Linked DNA regions of Homo sapiens: all the other regions are linked to region 1. The links are chromatin contacts, found by Hi-C in ENCODE. All regions are on one chromosome and are shown on one strand. The core of a region is the stretch at or near the end of the contact, and the rest is flanking DNA. Distances in the headings are between cores, read along the strand shown.

Evidence for each region. A loop is a pair of places that touch in the nucleus more often than their neighbours do. Pooled maps may share reads with other maps.
Region 2: a loop to region 1 is called in a pooled map, with 14 times the contacts of the local background. The contact joins the promoter of MYCBP2 here to the enhancer-like site in region 1. A Hi-C loop is called at or near these places in 4 of 37 single-sample maps with no recorded cell type and 12 of 50 pooled maps.
Region 3: a loop to region 1 is called in a pooled map, with 2.6 times the contacts of the local background. The contact joins two enhancer-like sites. A Hi-C loop is called at or near these places in 3 of 37 single-sample maps with no recorded cell type and 2 of 50 pooled maps.

Annotation. Positions count from the first base shown.
Region 1 is chr13:78,020,595-78,024,037 of GRCh38, reverse strand. All of the region lies in intron 2 of LINC00446 (long intergenic non-protein coding RNA 446), which reads right to left. Among named protein-coding and RNA genes, the nearest start is that of LINC00446, 9.4 kb to the right of the region's middle. Within about 2 kb of position 1,682, at least 10 of the 41 ENCODE cell types and tissues checked have a DNase peak (open chromatin) inside an H3K27ac peak, as active enhancers do.
Region 2 is chr13:77,325,398-77,328,840 of GRCh38, reverse strand. It overlaps MYCBP2 (MYC binding protein 2), which reads left to right and starts at 1,747. Exons shown (of 83, transcript NM_015057.5): 1 at 1,747-2,367. The coding sequence starts at 2,066. LOC127898562 reads left to right here and starts at 1,853. Exons shown (of 1, transcript NM_001414702.1): 1 at 1,853-1,936. The coding sequence starts at 1,853. The coding sequence ends at 1,936. LOC107984564 (a long non-coding RNA gene) reads right to left here and starts at 1,796. Exons shown (of 2, transcript XR_001749930.2): 1 at 1,706-1,796; 2 at 643-1,577. RefSeq lists enhancers at 1,268-1,597, 3,268-3,443 and silencers at 1,788-2,167, 2,208-2,327.
Region 3 is chr13:77,343,858-77,347,300 of GRCh38, reverse strand. No RefSeq gene overlaps it. Among named protein-coding and RNA genes, the nearest start is that of MYCBP2, 18 kb to the right of the region's middle. Within about 2 kb of position 1,905, at least 2 of the 41 ENCODE cell types and tissues checked have a DNase peak (open chromatin) inside an H3K27ac peak, as active enhancers do.

The DNA of each region.
Region 1 (3,443 bases), core at 433-2,932:
ATATGAGAGCGCCCCTCTGGGTACTCCCTTTACCCATGGTAGCCTCCTTTAATCCATCCTCTTCATAACAGTCAGAGTGATCATTTAAAACTCAAATCAGCCAGGTGTGGTGGCTCACGCCTGTAATCCCAGCATTTTGGGAGGCCAAGGTGGGTGGATCACCTGAGGTCAGGAGTTCGAGACCAGCCTGGCCAACATGGTGAAACTCTGTCTCTACTAAGAATACTAAAATTAGCTGGGCATGGTGGCGTGTGCTTGTAATCCCAGCTACCTAGGAGACTAAGGCAGGAGAATCGCTCGAACTCAGGAGGTGGAGGTTGCAGTGAGCCAAGATTGCACCACTGCACTCCAGCCTGGGCAACAAGAGAGAAACTCCGTCAAAAACAACAACAACAACAAACTTAAATCATATCCCATCTTCTTCACCTTGTCTCCTTTAATGACCTTCCCCACACTTCTCATTCAACTGAAATAAAATCTAAACCCCTGACCCACAAGGTCCTTTGTAATCTGGACCCTGAACGTCTCTTCAGACTCATCCTACGTGTCTCTTCCTGATACTCTTGCCACCCGGAGATTCTTTCTGTCTCTCAAACATGCAAGCTATTCCCTTCTCAGGGCCTTTGTCCAAGCAATTCCCTCTAGCTGAAAGACTCTTCCCTGAGCCCTCTGAAGGGCCTGCTTCTTCCTGTTCTGGTTTCAGGGAGGCCTTTCCTGGTACTGCTAAGAAAAATGAGCCATTCTGTCATTGTCCATCACACAAGTCTGTTTCTTTGCTATTCTTTTATCACTGATATTTAGGTAGCCAGTTTGTTCATCTATTTTTACCCACTAAAATATAAGTCTTATTTGCACAAAAAAGAGGGCCTTTTTCTATGATGTCCCCTGTACCTAGAGCTGCCACTCAACAAATATTATTTGAATAAATCAATGAATTAATTTATACAAGATCTAAGTTTCTGTTTCAGTTCTACATTTGTGTGAGTCTTGTTTTAGTTAGTATGTGACCAGGAAGACTATACAGAAGAGTTCAGCTCTCCTCTTGTAGGCCTGTGACTTTGGGAATTAGCTTCTCCACGCCTCTGCCTATTTCTCTGTAAAAGGAGACTTCTACTAGATTATGAACGTTAAATCAAATTTTATTCTTCATCTACCTATATTCCAAGTACCCCTTTCTATTGTCAATAGTACTTAACACATTTTAAATTACATGTGTATTTATATTTATTTAAGTTATATACATTATATAATTAATATCTACCTCATCCTAGCTGTGAGAGCAAGGACCATATTTGTTTTCACTTGCTGTTGTATCCTAGTCAGTATCACAGTAATTGGCACATTCTAAGCTCAGTACTCATATATAGAATAAGGGAATAAGTGAGTAAGTGTTTACCTATACTACGCCCACTATATAACAATTCCTCAATAAAGAGTACTTTTGTTATAATGGAAATGGTGGCAGTTCTCTTAGCATTCACCCAAAGGATCAGGTGAATTAGGCCATACAACCAGATCTTTGAAATGGTCATGAATCTCAAATGCCCTTGTTGCAGGCAAAGAATTGGATGATAGGTTTCCCACACACCCACTGTAATCTCTGGTGCCAACACTCTTGGTTTGACAGCTGAATTCTCACTTCCTTCGTCTCTGAGCCTGCCATGATCATCTAAGTCAGCTGGCCTGTGTGGCTCACTGCTTTCACTTCCTGTTTGCTTACTCATTATTAAACCATTTCCTGACTTCTATGTTTTACCTCAGCCTGGGAACCTAAAAATGACTTTTCTTTGATTATTACCTGGCTTTCTAGGGCTTAAAATCCTGCCCTAAACTCTTAAGTGCACTACAGCTTTCTGACAAGAATAAAATAATGAAATAGAGTAGTAGAAACGAATACAATCCTCTTCTTTTATAGAATAAAATAGTAAGGAATGCTTCCTGGTACCTAACATATTTGGTTAGATTACAATATCACATTGCTATATTTCATAAAAGCATTTTATTTATACTGCCTATTAAGTGCATTGGCATCAAAATGTATTTTTTATTGTACCTAACTGGATTTGTGTTTAAACTTTTTTTGCCCCCATCCACCTTAGATTGGCCCTTACTAAATATATTTTTTTAAATGAACCAATTTTCTCAAGCCCATTTTGTATTTTGTTTCTGATTTCTAGAATATTGGCACTGTCACTTAGCATATTTTCTCTCAATTATAATTTCTATTACTTTCATTCATTGAAATGACTATGAGTTTGACCAGTATGTCTGTCTAAATTTGGAGAAGATCAATTATGTTAAATATATCAAATATTTGAAAATGGGATTAAAGAATCTTTCAATAACAGTAAAATGTTCTCTCTCTTGAAATAGATCTGAATTTGCCTACTATCAGAGACTTAAATGTAGAATAGACAAAACATAAGAAAAATTATTTAAGGAATATTTATTTATTACCTACAAGGACTAGGTTAACTGATACAGGATATGCTTTTTTAGTTTTACTTTGTGATTTTATGATTCTTATTTATAGTGTCTCTAGGACTTTCTATCTGGATACAATTCATTTAATTGCATCCAAGTTATTATCCTATTTAACACACAGGAGTTTTCATACTAATGTAGCATACTGATTTAACATTCCTTTTAAATACCATTTCATAATCTTAACTTTATTTCTAGAAAGTTGATAAAATATCTTAAAGCTGGGTTATGTACATGTCCCACTCAAAATTTATATAGAAGGCACAAGAAATAGCTTCATTCACTGCAGAACAATTTTGACATCTTTGATAAGAAAGCAAGAAGCCAAACTGCACGCTGGGATCATCTATCTTGAAAACAGTCCATGTTTTCACCCAGAGTCATCTGCAAAGACGCACAGACAGCTGCAGACCCGTCCTGCCCAGAGACGAGCCTTCCACAGAATCCTGATGAGGCTGCTGCCTGTAGTCCGTGGGGTAATGGCTGACCTCTGACCCTGCCTGACAGCCAGCACTTTTGTCATCTTTCTGTGCAACAAGTCAAATTAGGCTATAATTGCTGCACAGACAATGGGCTGTAATTACACATTCACGTCCCAGAGTCTGGTAGGAGGGAGATGATTGCGGCTGGAAGTGGACAAGGAGAAGTCAAAAAGTCAAAAGACAAACCACTTTTTGATACTTTTCTCCAAAGTGTGGCTATACTGTGGACTCCTCAAAGAGGAGAAAGAATCAAACGACACCGGAGAGCAACCACTCTCATTCAAAATACCATAAAGACATTAATTTCATGGACTTTAGTAGGTGTGATACACCAAAGGTTATGTGACTAATAAATAAAAGCAAGGACAACTATGGTTCCCACGACTATGGTTCTCTGCAACAACTACTTTGTTTTTGCTATTCAATTTTTTAATTCTGGGAGTTATTCATTAGGGTGAGCCAAAGTTATTTTTAAAA
Region 2 (3,443 bases), core at 498-2,997, 700 kb after region 1:
CTCATGTAGTGGGTATTCTTTTGAGCATTATTCAGAGGAGATAATTTGCCCAAAGCCAGACAAGTATTAAGTAGCAGAGTCAGGATCCAATTCCAGGGCTGTCTGATTTCAGAGCCTTTTAGCTACCCTGCTAGGTCTTGCAATAGTAATGGGCCCTCTCATTGCTTACCTGTCAGGCCTTAGAATTCTTAGAATTTAGCTGCCTCTACACCATTGTCTTGGTTCTCACTCCAGGGTTAGGGGCTGCCTGGTCAACACTGAGGTCTTTAACTGTGCTGAAGCATTAGGATAGAAATTTAGTCTAATAAATACTTACTGGATACCTACTACATGCAAAGTCCTGAAGTGGCTGAAGGAGACACAAAAGCAGCAAGCTCTGAAGGAACTTAGGTAAGGAAACAAGACAAATACAAAAACTTAACAGGGCTAATTACAGTACTAAAATACTATGATTCCACATGTCTTGTCCTTTGTTCCTATGTTTATCCCACTGCTAATTATCTTTAAAAAAACTAAATGAAATCCATCCATTATTTAAAGCTTCAGAAAAAAATGCATTGCTTTCAGCAACCTTCCACCCTAAAACTAGAATTAATTTACTTTCCTATTCCTTGTTGTTTGCACTTCTCAAACACTAAGGAGGATTTTTTAACATTTATTTTATTTTTTTTTAAGAGAAGGCCATCCGAAGAAGAGGCACAGATATAAGAACTAGTACATAGATGAAAGATACAGTACTGGGATGACAGAACTTATAAATTATTTTGTCAGGACTGTAAATTAGGAAACTCTTCAAATTGAGAGTCAAAGGATAAAACGTAGTAGGAATCAAAGTGCATTGGCACGTATATTTCTAGAGCATATACTTAGATGGGGTTCGTAGGTTAGCTTGGAACAAAGGACTGAGCAAATGTTACTTTTTTATAGACAACAACAAGATATGTGATGGATCTGACATTTTCAGACGCTATACAGTCTCCGTCACAATTATTGTTTCAGATCGCATTCAAGAATTATCTTTAAAAATGTAAGTTTGGGCAGAAAAAAATAAACCATTAAATGACCACTGCCAAGAGATAAAAGTGCACTCTTAGGTGAGTGAGGAGTCAATAAAAAAGAGTAATTTAAAAAATATTATTGCTCCGTTGAGAACAAGAATTTGGGAATGACTCTGGCTTGTGAATACTAGCCTATCTGTTATACTTTCACACACAAAATACTTTCACACACAAAAAAGAATGTGCTAGATTACTACCTGTCTTTGTAAGTAAAAGCTGTGTTAAACAAGCGTAAATCCTAATGACAAAAACCATATAAAATAAGATCGCTAAAGGCACTTCTAATTGGGATGGTTTTCTCTGCCTTAAACTCTGAATTAACCAGCACAATTCACAGTAAATCTTCCTGTTGGCAGCAGAGCCTTGGAGAAGAGGTAGCAGAAGAGCGTGCCACTCCTCCTCTGGCGATGGGCACGTTCCCCCTTGCTTTCTGGTCCTCGTTCTTCCACCTGGAGGGAACCTGAAGTCGAACGTCAGTAGCTGACAGCCTCCCCAGCACTTTCCTTACTCTTCTTCAAGCTGCCAGTAAAACCCGGAGAAGTGGACTACTTCAGATTCCGCACAACCCAACAGCCCCAAACCCAAAGCCCCGAGGCGGAGGGAGTGGTGGCGGAGAGGGGGTGGGGAGGAAAAGGGGCGGCAGTTACTGAGCATGTGCGAGGAGTGGCGCATGCTCTGTGAGGCCGGCAGCTTCCCATTGCGGGTAGCCCCGGCGGTGGTGGCGGTGGTAGCGGTGGTGGCGGCGGCAGTGGCGGCACCGCCTCCTCCTCACATTCCCGGGGTGGCGGGGTTAGATGAGCGGCCCCAGTAGCGGCGAGGGCGGCGCGGGGGGGAGGAGGAGAAGAAGGAGGAGGAGAAGGAGGTCGCTGTCTTTGTAGTCTCCCTGCTGCGGGAGCCAGAGGCCGCCGCCGGAGCCGTCGTCGTTGGAAAAGGGCTGTGTGTGCGCGCGCGTGTCTGCCCGCCCGGCCCGCGGGGACGAGGCGGCGGCGGCGGCGGCGGCGGCGAGGATGATGATGTGCGCAGCGACTGCCTCCCCCGCCGCCGCCTCCTCGGGGCTCGGCGGGGACGGATTCTACCCAGCCGCCACCTTCTCTTCCTCCCCGGCGCCGGGGGCGCTGTTCATGCCGGTTCCCGACGGCTCCGTGGCTGCTGCGGGGCTGGGGCTGGGGCTACCCGCCGCGGACTCCCGGGGTCACTACCAGCTGCTGCTGTCAGGCCGGGCCCTGGCCGACCGCTACCGGAGGATTTATACCGCTGCGCTCAATGACAGGGACCAGGGGGGCGGCAGCGCTGGACACCCAGCCTCCAGGTGCGTCCCCAGGGTGCCCTTCCTTGCGCCCCATGCCGCCCTTCCTTGCGCCCCATGCCGCGCGTGCACCCGCGTGTGTGTGTGCTTGCGTGTGTGTACCTGCGCATTTATTGAGCTTTCAGTCCGCTCTGGATGTCTGTTGGCAGGAGCACTTATCGAGATAGGAGGGTGCGGTGGCTGCAGTTTCTCGTGTGTGTGTGTGTGTGTGTGTGTGTGTGTGTGTGTGTGTGTGTCTGCCTGCCTATGTGGGGGGATAGTGAGGGGTGGTAGGGGAACCTGTGATGCTGGAAAAGGCGATGGTGCTGGTCGGCTGTGACACGTGTGTGTATCGTTGAGGTAGGAGGTGGCATGGGTAGAGAGGGTAAGAGGATGATACACGAAGAGAATTGCAACAGTGGCAAGGGAAGTGGCGTTTTCAGTGTCTCTGCCGCAATGTTATTTGCACGTGCCGCCTCTCCCATGACATTCCTTCCAGCCCTTTCCACCTCCCTTCAATCTGCCTTTCACCAAGAGGAGTCATGGTATAGATTGGTTGAGTTTTGGATAAGCAGGCCCGAGGGATAGGCGTGAGGTTTGCTTTAAAAAGATTTATGAATAAGGGACGCAGATGGAGATCTGTGTGGATGCGAAAGGTGTCTGATAGAGATTTTTAGAGCTGTACTTTGATAACCGGGCCTTTTGGTCTTCTAGAAATGAGGTTGCAGTTACTCTTGTGATCTGATGTCCCATCGGCCATTTCTCTTCATCCTCTGTTCGATTTCCTCTGTTACTTACAGGCTTTAGAGTAGAGAGGGTTTTGTAGGGAAAAGGGGAAAACTGCAGAACTTCAGAATATGACAGCTGGTACAGCGTTCAACTGCCACTAGCTAGAAAATCTGAATAGCGCGTAGATTTGTCTCTTTTACTTGGGTTGGCTACACCTTCAGCTTCCTTGATGTAGATGTTCAGTTGGTTTCATTTTCTTTTTCTTAAAATGTGGGTGCTTTTTTTTGCTGAGGGCTCTCCTATTGTTTTCTTTTCCATGCCCTTACATGCCGCATACCCTGAAGGTTGGTGACTGACTTGTTTCACCAGCT
Region 3 (3,443 bases), core at 656-3,155, 680 kb after region 1:
TAAAGCCAAATATCAACTGAAAATTTACTTTAGCCAATTATTTTTATTCTTCCTCAGCTATGCAGCTATGTATTTAGGCATACATGCACTACTGCATTACTAAAGATCTGTAAGCAGGTATTTATTTTTGCAGAGCTCATAGTGAGTAACAAAGTTTAAATATCACTATCTTTCAAGTTCACTCTCTTGAAAATTAACAATGGATCAGTTTACTGAGTTTTTTTGACAAATAATTTGATCAAAATCATAAAGCACAAGATGCCACAGTGATGATTTCTGTGCAGAATGGAATGGTAAGAACCAGAATGAAATGTTCTCATTGATTCTGTAAAATTCTGCTAAACCTCTAATTACTTTAATGCTCTGTCCTCTCACATTTTCTCTCTCCAATCCAATTATTTCCCTTTATGAACTTCTTTCTAAATGTTACCTGTATTGACATGGTCAAATAAACTAAAAAGTACAATGGCCCCAGAAGTATTTGACTTTATTTATTTATTAATAAGGCTACACAATAAGCCCATATGGTAACATATCCATGTCATATAGGACACACTGTTTCTGCGGTAGTCTACAGAGGTATTGTTCTATAACCAATTACATAAAGTATCAAACCATTGCAGTGGGATCTACATAGTTTATAATAGTTTATTCAATAGTTATATATGTGCAATTATTAAAAAGCAATAACTTTAATAAGTAAAAAGATACAAAATAACCCTGATATTCTGAATTTTGGAATTGTAATAATACTACCGACTAATATGTTTACTATTTTTAAATCTTGAATGGAGGATGTACCTTTCTTGAACAGAACAGGAAATTGATGATTTCCTTTGTATTATTTTATGTCAGGATAAAGAAAGAAATTTAGGGGTGCTCCTCAGTTCTGTAATGGTGGCTAGAAAATGGATTAATGGACAAGATATTGTATACATACACACACACACACACACACACACACACACACACACACGCTTTGAGGCAATGCTTCCATTTGTCAAAAGAATTACTTTTCTCTTGCATTCTGTAAACACCCTTATGATAGGTCAATGTTCATTTTTAGAGGCCTTATATTGTTTTGAAATAAAGATAAATTAAAGAATGTTAGATTTGCAATTAATTCAAGTACATAATGCACCAATATTATAAACAATATTGGGTGGATTCACTTCTAGAATTTACCATCTGGTGGCACATGTCTGTAGTCCCAGCTACTCAGGAAGTTGAGGCAGGAGAATCACTTGAACCTGGGAGGCGGAAGTTGCAATGAGCTGAGATCGTGCCACTGCACTCCAGCCTGGGCGGCAGAGTGAGACCCTGTTTAAAAAAAAAAAAAAAAAAAAAAAAGAGAATTTACCATTATCTGGTTTTCTCATTATATTTTCCTTGGTACAAATATTAAATAACGTTAACTTTTTAACCTATTAAAGAAAGATTTTATTATTTGTGTGGGAAGAAAAAGGGGATTTTCAAAGGAGATGAGTATGTCAAAAAATTTATAATAGCCTTCAAAACTGTATGCTTCCTGTGTTTTAAATATTATGGGTTAAATTAGTCACTATCTCCACTTACAAGGAGTAAGATTAACTTTTTTCTTTCCAAATTAGAATTGAGGCCAACCAAGTTCCTCAAACCAAAACTGAAGTAGACATAGTGGCTGGCTTAGGCGGGGAATTTCTCTCTGTGGTGGAATATTCAGGGGGCTTCCACACCAGTGTTCAGTTTTTATAAAGCATGTAGACAAAGCTTGATGTGAAGCTGGATTTCTCTTGCCCTTCTTGAAATAGGTTAAGAAGGAAAATAGATACTGTTTACCCGAGACTATTGTAGCAACAGTAGTTAAGTAATTATGCCTCTACATCCTTTCCATGATATACTTCTCAGGGGCCATTCATACCTTACACAAGTGTTGACTAACAGTCCTGAGTAGATGCTGAATGATGATTTATGAGACTATTTTAGCTAGAGACCTTGCCTCTCTACTGTTCTACCAGCAGGAAAGTAAAACCTATATACTACACAAAGAGAGCAGCAAATGTTTACCCAGCCAGGAGGGCAGCATTTGCCAGTCAGACCAAGAGAATGGCATGGTCTACTAGACCAGAGATGTGATATCTTCCTACCAGAAACAAAGGTCAACATCTGTCTACCAAGCAGGAGGGTAGCCTCTGTCTACCAGTACAGGAGGGTAACATTTTTCAGAGCCAACATTAAGTGCATTTATTTGGCTTTTGTATTTGCCTACTTGTTTTAAAAGGTTATATTGTGAAAAATGCTAATGATTTAATGACCAAAGATCCATGTATGTATTTTGATATGAAAGTATAAATATTAGAAAACAAATCCTTGAATACAGAGTAACACATTATATTTACAAAAGCAGTAGGAAGTCATAGAAACAGATTATTAGTAGATACATCTCTAAATTTAGTTTCAGGTGGTAAATATATTCTAAGTACAGTATTTATTCAACTTAATATTTTAAGGAAAACTATGTGATAAATATATTTGTATATACGTTGGCTTCACTAAAAGGTGGTCTAATGGTATTTTTCTTGAGAACATCTTAATATGAGGCAAAGCACATTGCAATGTCAGAAATCTAAAATAGTCATATATAATTTGTTTCACTAAAAAATATGATTATGTAGCAGATAAATCAGGAAGTCATTTACATTAAGGTACACCAATAAAACAAAACAGTGTTAATGTAACACATATCTAGATTTTATTAATCTGGTTCAAACAAGAAAATAACAAAGAACTATTTCAGTGGGAGAAAAATCAGGTTTAAAGATAAATATTACATATTCTACAAGAATTACACATTGTCATAATTAGGAAAAAATGCAAAGCTAGCTATTTACTTATTCATTCATTTACTTACATTCTCTGTGCTATTGCTCAGAGATTTGAGTTGATTTGGACCCAAAGCACACATTTTGAGATAGTAAAATATAAATCAAAGCAGAAAATTAAAATCAAGGAGAAGATAATATAGAAACCAAACAGGAATGCCAGACTAGTAATCAGTGTTTTTTTTTTCAACCCTATCAGTACACCTCCTCTTTATAACAAATACGCAATAACTCCTTTACTACCCTGGTGGGAAATTTAAAAATACAGTTTATATAAGTAATAAAAAATACAAAGGAAAACTAAAGTTAAAAATATATATACAACACTTTGGCAAGATTTCACTAGAAGACATGAAGAAGTAATCGGATACTTGAATGTAAATGTTGAGTCACCATGAATGTGACAACTACAAAGATGGACTGATACAGGTATGTTATATCGATCACTCAGATACAACAAATGAAATTCCAAACCAAACAAAGGTTACGTTTCCCTTGGTTTATACCTTTGTTATATTTCTGGAAAATTCTTGCAGCTGGATAAAATCACTAAGTGTCTGAGTGAGGTAACTAGTAAGTATC